2 separate regions of the Homo sapiens genome follow, and region 2 is linked to region 1. A link is an interaction called in ENCODE POLR2A ChIA-PET data of the cell type or tissue named here. Cell type or tissue: Caco-2. All regions are shown on one strand. Links, peaks and the distances in the headings refer to the core of each region. The heading gives the core; the rest is flanking DNA.

Region 1 (4,399 bases), core at 289-4,288:
AGTGTGTTCATGGGAGAAGGAGGGTTTAGGGCTTCCTATTCTGCCATCTTGCTGATGTCACTTCTCCTCAAGCAGTCTTCTTAAGCCTTCTTTAGTTCTAATTCAGTTCAACCACATGTGCCATGGAAGGTACTCTAATCCATCAAATATTTCTTTGTCATCAAGGGAGATATGAAAGTGCTGCTACATTAGAGTATAACATGGAGAATTTTTAAATATGTTTTAGTGTGAGGAACTTTAAATTTTTACCCTTCTTTGTCACCAAGTCAAAAGACAGATAACAGTTCATATGATATTTATAACACTAATTTTCCTAATATAGAGAGTTTCTACAAATTGATTTTTAAAAATCAAAGCGAAACATAGGATAGTATTAGATAGTTCACTAAGGAAGTACAGATACCTCTTAATTTGATGAGCAGATCCTGAACTTCATTTATTTAAGAGAAGTGGACGTGAGAACTACCATGTCAGACCATTTTCTACCTTTCAGAATGATGAAAATAAATTTTCACTGTGTTAGTAAGAGTATATGGGATAAATATTCTGATTTATTCCTGGGAAGGTCATAAATTAGCACAACTTTTTCTATGTTTCCTAAGCTTTTTATCTGTGACCCAGAATAAAAAGATGTTTTTTGTTTGTTTGTTTTGTTGTTGTTTTCATTGTAACCCAATACACTGACACATATAGAACAGAAACACAAGTTTCACAAAAGATCTCTTAGCCTTATTACATATGATGTACTGGTGTTTTCTATGTTTCTTCTTCCTTTTTTTGTCTTCCTCACCCACCCACCCCCTTCTTTCTTTTGTTTTCTAGTGCTGATTGTGAACCGCTAAATACATTTCTCTAGGTTGCTATGGAGGAATCTACCACTTGAAAAACAGTGCTCCATTGATTGTATATTGGCAGCGTTTTGGATACCCCTGGTGTCCCACCTCATAGCCTCTTGGCCCATGTTTGTACTCAAACTATTGCTGCAGCATCTAGCTGCACATGGATGTGATTCTGACAGCACTTTCCCTCAGCCACATCACATACACATCTTTCTCACTTTCTGTACTGAGGCTTCACTGCTACACCACATGAGATACCTGCAGCTCAGCAATTCTGAACCTGTGCAAACCTGGCAGTGAAAGAGAGTTCACATCCCTGAGGGCAAGCCTTGACCAATGGGAGATGAGAGCCAGTGGTTAATATTTCATTGTTCTGTCTGTTGGATGGATAATTCAAAGTATGTCCTTCATAGCTCTTCAGGAGGTCCCCAACAAGATTGAGTCCCAGTTGCCTACAATAGTGAATTCTATATTAGTGTTTTTCGAACTTTAATGTATCTACAAAACACTTGGGGGTCTTGTTTAAATGCAGATTCTAATTCAGTAAGTCAAGGGAGGATACAGAGATTGTGTATTTCTAACAGGCTCTGGCTAGCTGATGCCACTTTGAATAGCAGAGAGCTAGAAAATACACCCTTGAATTGGCTTTTCTTCCTTTCTTCCCTATTGCACTCTTCCAGCACCTCAGATCCCCCAGGATCACTTCACAAATAAACTGCATATAAGCCTGTTTCTCAGGCTCAATTTTTAGGCAGAACCCAGGTTAAGAGAAGTAGTATTGACCCAGCAATTCTACTTCTAGAAATGTATCTTGTAGATATTTTCACATATTTGTGAAATAATGTTATATACAAGGTAAGTCATTACGACATCATAGCAAAACTGGAAACAATGTAAATGTCTTTAAGTAGAGGACTGGTTAAATGACTTGTGATATATCTATATTATGGACTATGACATGGCTATTAAAACAAATATATATATATACACTGGTAAGAAAAATATTCAAGATGTGTGCTAAGTGTAAAAGGCAAGATACAGGGCCAGGCGCGGTGGCTCATGCCTGTAATCCCAGCACTTTGGGAGGCCAAGTCAGGCAGATCACGAGGTCAGGAGATCGAGACCATCCTGGCTAACACGGTGAAACCCCGTCTCTACTAAAAAATACAAAAAATTATCCGGGTGTGGTGGCAGGCACCTGTAATCCCAGCTACTTGGGAGGCTGAGGCAGGAGAATGGCGTGAACCCGGGAGGCGGAGCTTGCAGTGAGCCGAGATCACGCCACTGCACTCCAGCCTGGGCAACAGAGAGAGATTCTGTCTCAAAAAAAAAAAAAAAAAAAAAAAAAAAAAGGCAAGATACAGAGTACTGTGCATATTAATGCCTTCATTTGTATAAAATAAGAAAATTACATATATGTTTTGTTTGTATATGCATAAAATAACTGGAAAGATAAGGGAAAAAATAATATTGGTTGTAAAATGGATGGTTTGGGGACAGGAAGGAGAGGAAGACTTTTCCTAGAATGTCCTTTATACATTTGAAAATTTTTTTTTTTTTAGCAATAGCAAGGTTTATTGTTTATTGTGAAGAGCGAAAGGACAAAGCTTCCACAGTGTGGAAGGGGACCCGAGCAGATTGCCCTACATTTGAAATTTTTAAACTGTCGTTGTGTTAACTGTTGAATTAAAATTTAAGTGTTTGGTCTGAAAGTATTACTTCTGTTTCTTTGAATCTCGAGGTACTCTAACATTTAATGTTTATCATATATTCAGATGAGTATGGAATAAGATCATGTATCATCTATGTTATTTAACTATGTCCATATTGTAGTTTTCCAAGCTAAATTATGACAATTATACTCTATATCTGTGGTTTTTAAAAAAATGCTACTGTCAGAGCACATCACATTATGTATATAGTAAGCACTTTGTAGATACCTGCCAAATTTATTTAAATACCTTACATTTGGCTTCCCTACCAGAGCAGTGCCTGCAGTAGAACAAATTGAGCTTATTGTCTAAAACTCTTAGTAATTGTACAGTTACTCAGGAAGTCACTGGAAGAGGAAACGACAATGGTCCTAAAAATTAGACGAATTATAGCAAAGTATGACTTTTTAAAATTTTACTCAAAGCAGTGGGAGAATATAATACATTTTTAAAGGATTATTGGCTGGATGCAGTGGCTCACACTTGTAATCCCAGCACTTTGGGAGGCCGAGGTGGGAGGATCAGTTGAAGCCAAGAGTTCAAGACCAGCCTGGATAACATGGCAAGACTCCATCCCTACAAAATTTTTTAGAGCTGGGCGTGGTAGCTCACACCTGTAATCCCAGCATTTTGGGAGGCCAAGGCGGGTGGATCACTTGAAGCCAGGAGTTTCAGACCAACCTGACCAACATGGTGAAACCCCATCTCTACTAAAAATACAAAAAATTAGCTGGGCATGGTGGCGTGCACCTGTAATACCAGCTATTTGCATGACTGAGGCACAAAAATTGCTTGAACTGGGGAGGTGGAGGTTACAGTGAGCCGAGATTGCACCACTGCACCCCAGCCTGGGTGACAGAGCGAGACCCCGTTACGGCGAGCTGAGATCGCACCACTGCACTCCTGCCTGGGTGACAGAGCAAGACCCTGTTTCACATGGCGGGGTCTTGCTCTGTCCCCCAGGCTGGAGTGCAGTGGTGCGATCTTGGCTCACTGCAAGCTCTGCCTCCCGGGTTCATGCCATCCTTCTACCTCAGCTTCCCAAGTAGCTGGGACTACAGGTGCCCGCCACCACGCCCAGCTAATTTTTTATATTTTTGTAGTTTCACCGTGTTGACCAGGATGGTCTCAATCTCCTGACCTTGTGATCTGCCCACCTCAGCCTCCCAAAGTGCTGGGATTACAGGTGTGAGCCACCTCACCTGGCCAGTACTTTTTTTAAAAAAAATTAGCTGGGTGTGGTAGCATGCACCTGTGGTTTCAGCTACTTGAAAGGCTGAAGCAGGAGAATCACTTGATCTCAGGAGTTTGAGGCTGCAGTGAGCCATGTTCAAGCCACTACATTCCAGCCTGGGTGACAGAGCAAGACTTGTGTCAAAAAAAAAAAAAAAAGAATTATTAGTAAATGGTTAAAATTTTTAGTTTTGAAGTTGAAAGATTAAACTTGTTATCTTAGAGATTGACTGATAGACTCTGTCACCAATCATATTAAAAGATCAGCAAATAAATTTTAGTGTCTACTATGACCCAGTTTTATACTAGGCCCTGAGGATACATTGGTGAGCTAAAACAGAGGTAGTTTTACACTCATTGAACATACAGCCCAGTGAGGGAGACAGACATTAAATAGTAATGTTCATGTTTGATTAATTACAAATGAATTAAATGCTCTAACAAAAAGCAACAGATTTTCTTATAGTGTGTATAAAAGAAATCTGATGTAGATATATGGTATCAGGGAAGATGTAGTGCTTCTGGACCTAAAAAAAAAAAAAACAGAGGCTGTGCAGAGTCCACATCATGCTGTCCATGTTAGGTATTTCAGTCATTTCCAGATTTATCAATGAT
Region 2 (4,399 bases), core at 299-4,298, 53 kb after region 1:
ATGAAGACATTGGGGAGAGAGAGCATGCCAGACATAAAAGCTGGTGCAAAATCCCTGAGGCAGGTGCATGCCTGACAGTTAAAAGAAGCAAGGAGGGGGCCAATGGGCCTGGAACAGAGGATGCAAGTGGGAGAGATAGTAGCAGATGAGGCCAGATGGGTAATGGGATGATATGGTTTGGCTGTGTCCCCCACCCAAATCTCATCTTGAATTGTAATTCCCATAATTCCCACGTGTCAAGAGCAGAACAGGTGGAGATCGTTGAATCATGGGGGTGGTTTCTGCCATGCTGGTTCTCATGATGGTGAGTGAGTTCTCACGAGATCTGATGGTTTTATAAGGGGTTTTGCCCTTCACTCGGCACTCACTCCTTCCTGCCGCCCTGTGGGGGAGGTGCCTGCTTTTCTTTTGCCTTCTGCCATGATTGTAAGTTTCCTAAGTCCTCCCAAGCCATGTGGAACTGTGAGTCAATTAAAACTTTTTCCTTTATAAGTTCCCCTGTCTCAGGTATTGCTTCGTAGAAGTGTGAGAATGGACCAATACAGGGGAATTGGACCATGTTGGCTATCATAAGGATTTTAGCTTTAATTCTGAGAGGTTTGAGAGCCATTAGATGGTGTTTGTTTGTTTGTTTTGTTTTGAGACGTAGTTTCACTCTTGTTGCCCAGGCTGGAGTGCAATGGTGCAATCTCGGCTCACCACGACCTCCACCTCCTTGGTTCAAGCAATTCTCCTGCCTCAGCCTCCTGAGTAGCTGGGATTACAAGCATCCACCACCATGCCTGGCTAATTTTGTATTTTTAGTAGAGACAGGGTTTCTCCATGTTGGTCAGACTGGTCTTGAACTCCTGACCTCAGGTGATCCACCCGCCTCGGGCTCCTAAAGTGCTGGCATTATAAGCGTTGAGCCACTGTGCCTGGCCTGTTTTTTTATTTTTTTTTTTTTGAGAGCAATTATATGGTTTTAAGCAAAGGAAAGACACAATCTGACTTCTGTTTCAAAGGATTACCCTGGTTGCTATGTTGAAAAAAGACTTTAGGGGCAAGGTGAAAACGGAAACCTGTTAGGAGTCTATTGCAATAATCCAGGTGAAAGCTGATGGTGGCTCAAACCAGAAAGGTGGTCAGGCTCTGGATATATTTTGAAAGTACAGGCAACAAGACTTCCTGATGGCTGAAAAGGGTATGTAAGACAGTCAAAGTATTTAAATAAAATATGTGTAATCTTTAATTGAGATAAGGAAGACTATAGATGGTGCAGCATTGGGAGGGGAAGTCAGAAGTTCAGTTTTGGACATGTGAAATTTGAGATGTCTATTACTGGAAATATTAAACAGCAATTGGTTATACCAGTTTGGAGTTCAGGGGAAAGGCCAGGGCTGTAGATAGATATTTGGAATTTGTCAGCACATGGATGATATCTAACACTATGAGTTAAGGAGGACACCAAAGTAACAAATATACCCAGAGAAGAAAAGAGGTCCAAGGACTGAGCTTGCGGCACTCCAAGCAAGATTAAAAGGTTGGGTTTTGAGGAAGAACCAATAAGGATGCTGATAAATGGCCAGTGAGGCTGGAGGGAAACCATGAGAGCATGATATGGGGAAGCCAAGGAAAGAAAGTTTTTCCAGGAGGAGGGAATGATCAACTGTAACAAGTACTGCTGATTGACCAAGTAAAATTAGTATTGACAGCTGTTTGCTGGATTTACCAATGACTTTGACATGAGCAATTTCTGTGGTATGGTGGAAATGAAAAAGTCTGATTGGAATAAATTTGATAAAGAATGGGAAAAAAGGGCATTAGCAACAGAAATTATAGACAATCCTTTTGAGTTTTTCTGTAAAGAGAGCAGAGAAATGGATTGTTAGCTGGTGTGGGAGAGGAGATTAAGAGATTTTAAGATGAGAGAAATAATGGCATATTTATTTGCTATTGAGACTATTCAGTGGAGAGGAGAAAATTGAAGATTGTAAGAGTCAGGAAATAATTGGTGGATATATATATATATATATATATATATATATTTTTTTTTTTTTGAGACAGTTTTGCTCTGTTGTTCAGGCTGGAGTGCAGTGGCATGATCTTGGCTCACTACAACCTCTGCCTCCCAGGTTCAAGCAATTCTCCTGCCTCAGCCTCCCAAGTAGCTGGGACTACAGGTGTGCACCACCACACCTGGCTAATTTTTTGTATTTTTAGTAGAGATGAGGTTTTGCCATATTGGCCAGGCTGATCTTGATCTCCTGACCTTGTGATTCACCTGCCTCAGCCTCCCAAAGGGCTGGGATTACAGGCGTGAGCCACCGCGACTGGCCGGTGGAGCTATATTCTTGGGTAAGCAAGAAGAGATGGGCTCTGTTGTCCATTTGAGGGCTGGCCTTACATAGGATTATACAGTTCACCTACTATAGTTGGAAAGAAAGCAGAATCTGGCATATAGATGTTGGTAGATTGGTAGGTGGACATCTGTGGAACTTCGTTTCTGGATGCTTTTATTTATCTCATTTGAATAGTATTTAATATTAAATACTAAATACTATTAAAATCATAAATCTTTATGAAATATTAGCAGTAACTATTTCACTTCAGCCGAAAATGAAGATGAGGAATAAGTTCTGGAGATTTGAAGAGAGGAGGAATTGTCTTAGTCCATTATGGCCACGATAACAAAATACCTTAGACCAGGTAATTTATAAACAAGAGGCCAGGTGTGGTGGCTTAACAAACTGCCCAAATGAGGCAGCAAGAGTGCACCTAATTTTAATATCAGTTATACAAAATGCCAAACATACAAAATGGTTATCACAGGGAAAAATTAACAGCACATCACAAGTGTGCTCCAAAGGATTTTTCCTGGAGCACCTTTCTTTCTACAGGAATACCTGTTTTACAAAGTAAGGCACATAGTTTTGTATCCTAACCATTAGGCTCAAGGCAAGTAGTGGTCTTTGTCTTTTTACATTTTTATGATTGTGACACTTAATAAATTGCTGAGCTTCAATTAGGTCTGAACATAATGGGGTCCTAAAAAGCAAACACACAGGCCCCTGTATGTCCTTTTGACAGCTGCTCATGAAAATCTACCTTTTTCATAATTTGGATAAACTGAAGGCCACTTTGATTTTATGTTGCAAATGACAGAAATCTAAGAATTGAGCCTGAATTTTAGAAAACTGTGAAAATCAATTCCGGACAACTGAGTCTAACACGCAAAAATCTTGTTTTTTTTTTTTTTTTTTTTTTGAGACGGAGTCTTGCCCTGTCACCCAGGCTGGAGTGCAGTGGTGCGATCTCGCTCACTGCAACCTCCGCCTCCTGGGTTCAAGCGATTCTCCTGCCCCAGCCTCTCGAGTAGCTGGGATTACAGGTGCGCGCCTCCATGCCCAGCTAATTTTTGCATTTTTAGTAGAGACGGGGTTTCACCATGTTGGTACGCTGGTCTCAAACTTCTGACCTCGTGATCCGCCCACCTCGGCCTCCCAAAGTGCTGGGATTAGTGGCATGAGCCACCGCGCCAGGCCTACAAATCTTGTATCTTCTTAACCACTTCCGGCTTCCTGCAAACCTCGCTCTAGGGAGCCAGAAGCGCGGAAAAGGTTTGCGGGGTCTGCGGTTGCGCAGAAGCCCAGCGACTGCAGAACCCTGCCCCAGGCACCCTGGGCGCTCTGCCCTACCGGCGGCGCCTCTCACTGCTCACGGAACGTTCTGGAAGTTTGGGAAACCCTGAGCGGTCTCTGAGGACCTGGTGAGCAGGTGGGTTTGCAGCGCTGGGGATGAGGCCTCGGCAGACCTGTCTCTTCGCGTTTTTCTTTCTTCGTTCTTCGCCGGCGTAGTGCTCTCTGACTTGCCGAGCTCAGAGCTTTACCTCAGGGCTTTGGCGGGTGAGGGGAGGAGATCCTGCCCACCCTATTTTCCCCTTGAGAATCGGTGTGGAAAGGGCTCCCTCGGGGTTTTCCCTGTCAGAAGTCCGTCACCCACCTGCGAGTGTAAATTTTATTTGCTTTAGGCTTTGTTGGTCACTCCGAAAAGTAAAGAATGGAAGAGACCGTGAAGATCCTTGTAGGCCGGCGCCTCACTGGACCCGTGAGGAGACTGAGCAGGGAAAGTGACTTGCTGGAGATGATGGGGCAGTGTTAAACTTAAATTTGCAAACACTCCAGAGCTTGGAAAAAACAAAACAGTAGCAACAAAAGCCCAGAATACCAGGGCCTTGGAACTGGCAAAGGTTTAAGAGGCCACTGGGCCCACGCTTTTTGTTTTTATTTTTAATTTAACTTTTATGTTAGGTTCAGGAGTCCGTGTGCAGGTGTGTTACATAGGTTAAACTCGTGTCACGGGAGTTTGTTGTCCAGATTCTGTCGTCCCCCAGGTGCCCATTAGTGACTGTCCCTCCTCC

The links. ChIA-PET counts read pairs that join two places held together with the same protein. Peaks named below come from ENCODE experiments on the same cell type or tissue, not always from the same donor. Only the 100,000 strongest peaks of a DNase experiment are listed, where the experiment ranks them.
Region 2: POLR2A ChIA-PET joins it to region 1 with 10 read pairs; 3 of 35 experiments call an interaction of 5 or more read pairs at or near these places.

Annotation. Positions count from the first base shown.
Region 1 is chr1:92,161,193-92,165,591 of GRCh38, forward strand. The region is part of intron 9 of BTBD8 (BTB domain containing 8); the gene reads left to right. Among named protein-coding and RNA genes, the nearest start is that of C1orf146, 55 kb to the right of the region's middle. In Caco-2, for the core only: no CTCF peak of the experiment used is centred there; no DNase peak of the experiment used is centred there.
Region 2 is chr1:92,214,293-92,218,691 of GRCh38, forward strand. It overlaps C1orf146 (chromosome 1 open reading frame 146), which reads left to right and starts at 3,623. Exons shown (of 6, transcript NM_001012425.2): 1 at 3,623-3,756. In Caco-2, for the core only: no CTCF peak of the experiment used is centred there; no DNase peak of the experiment used is centred there.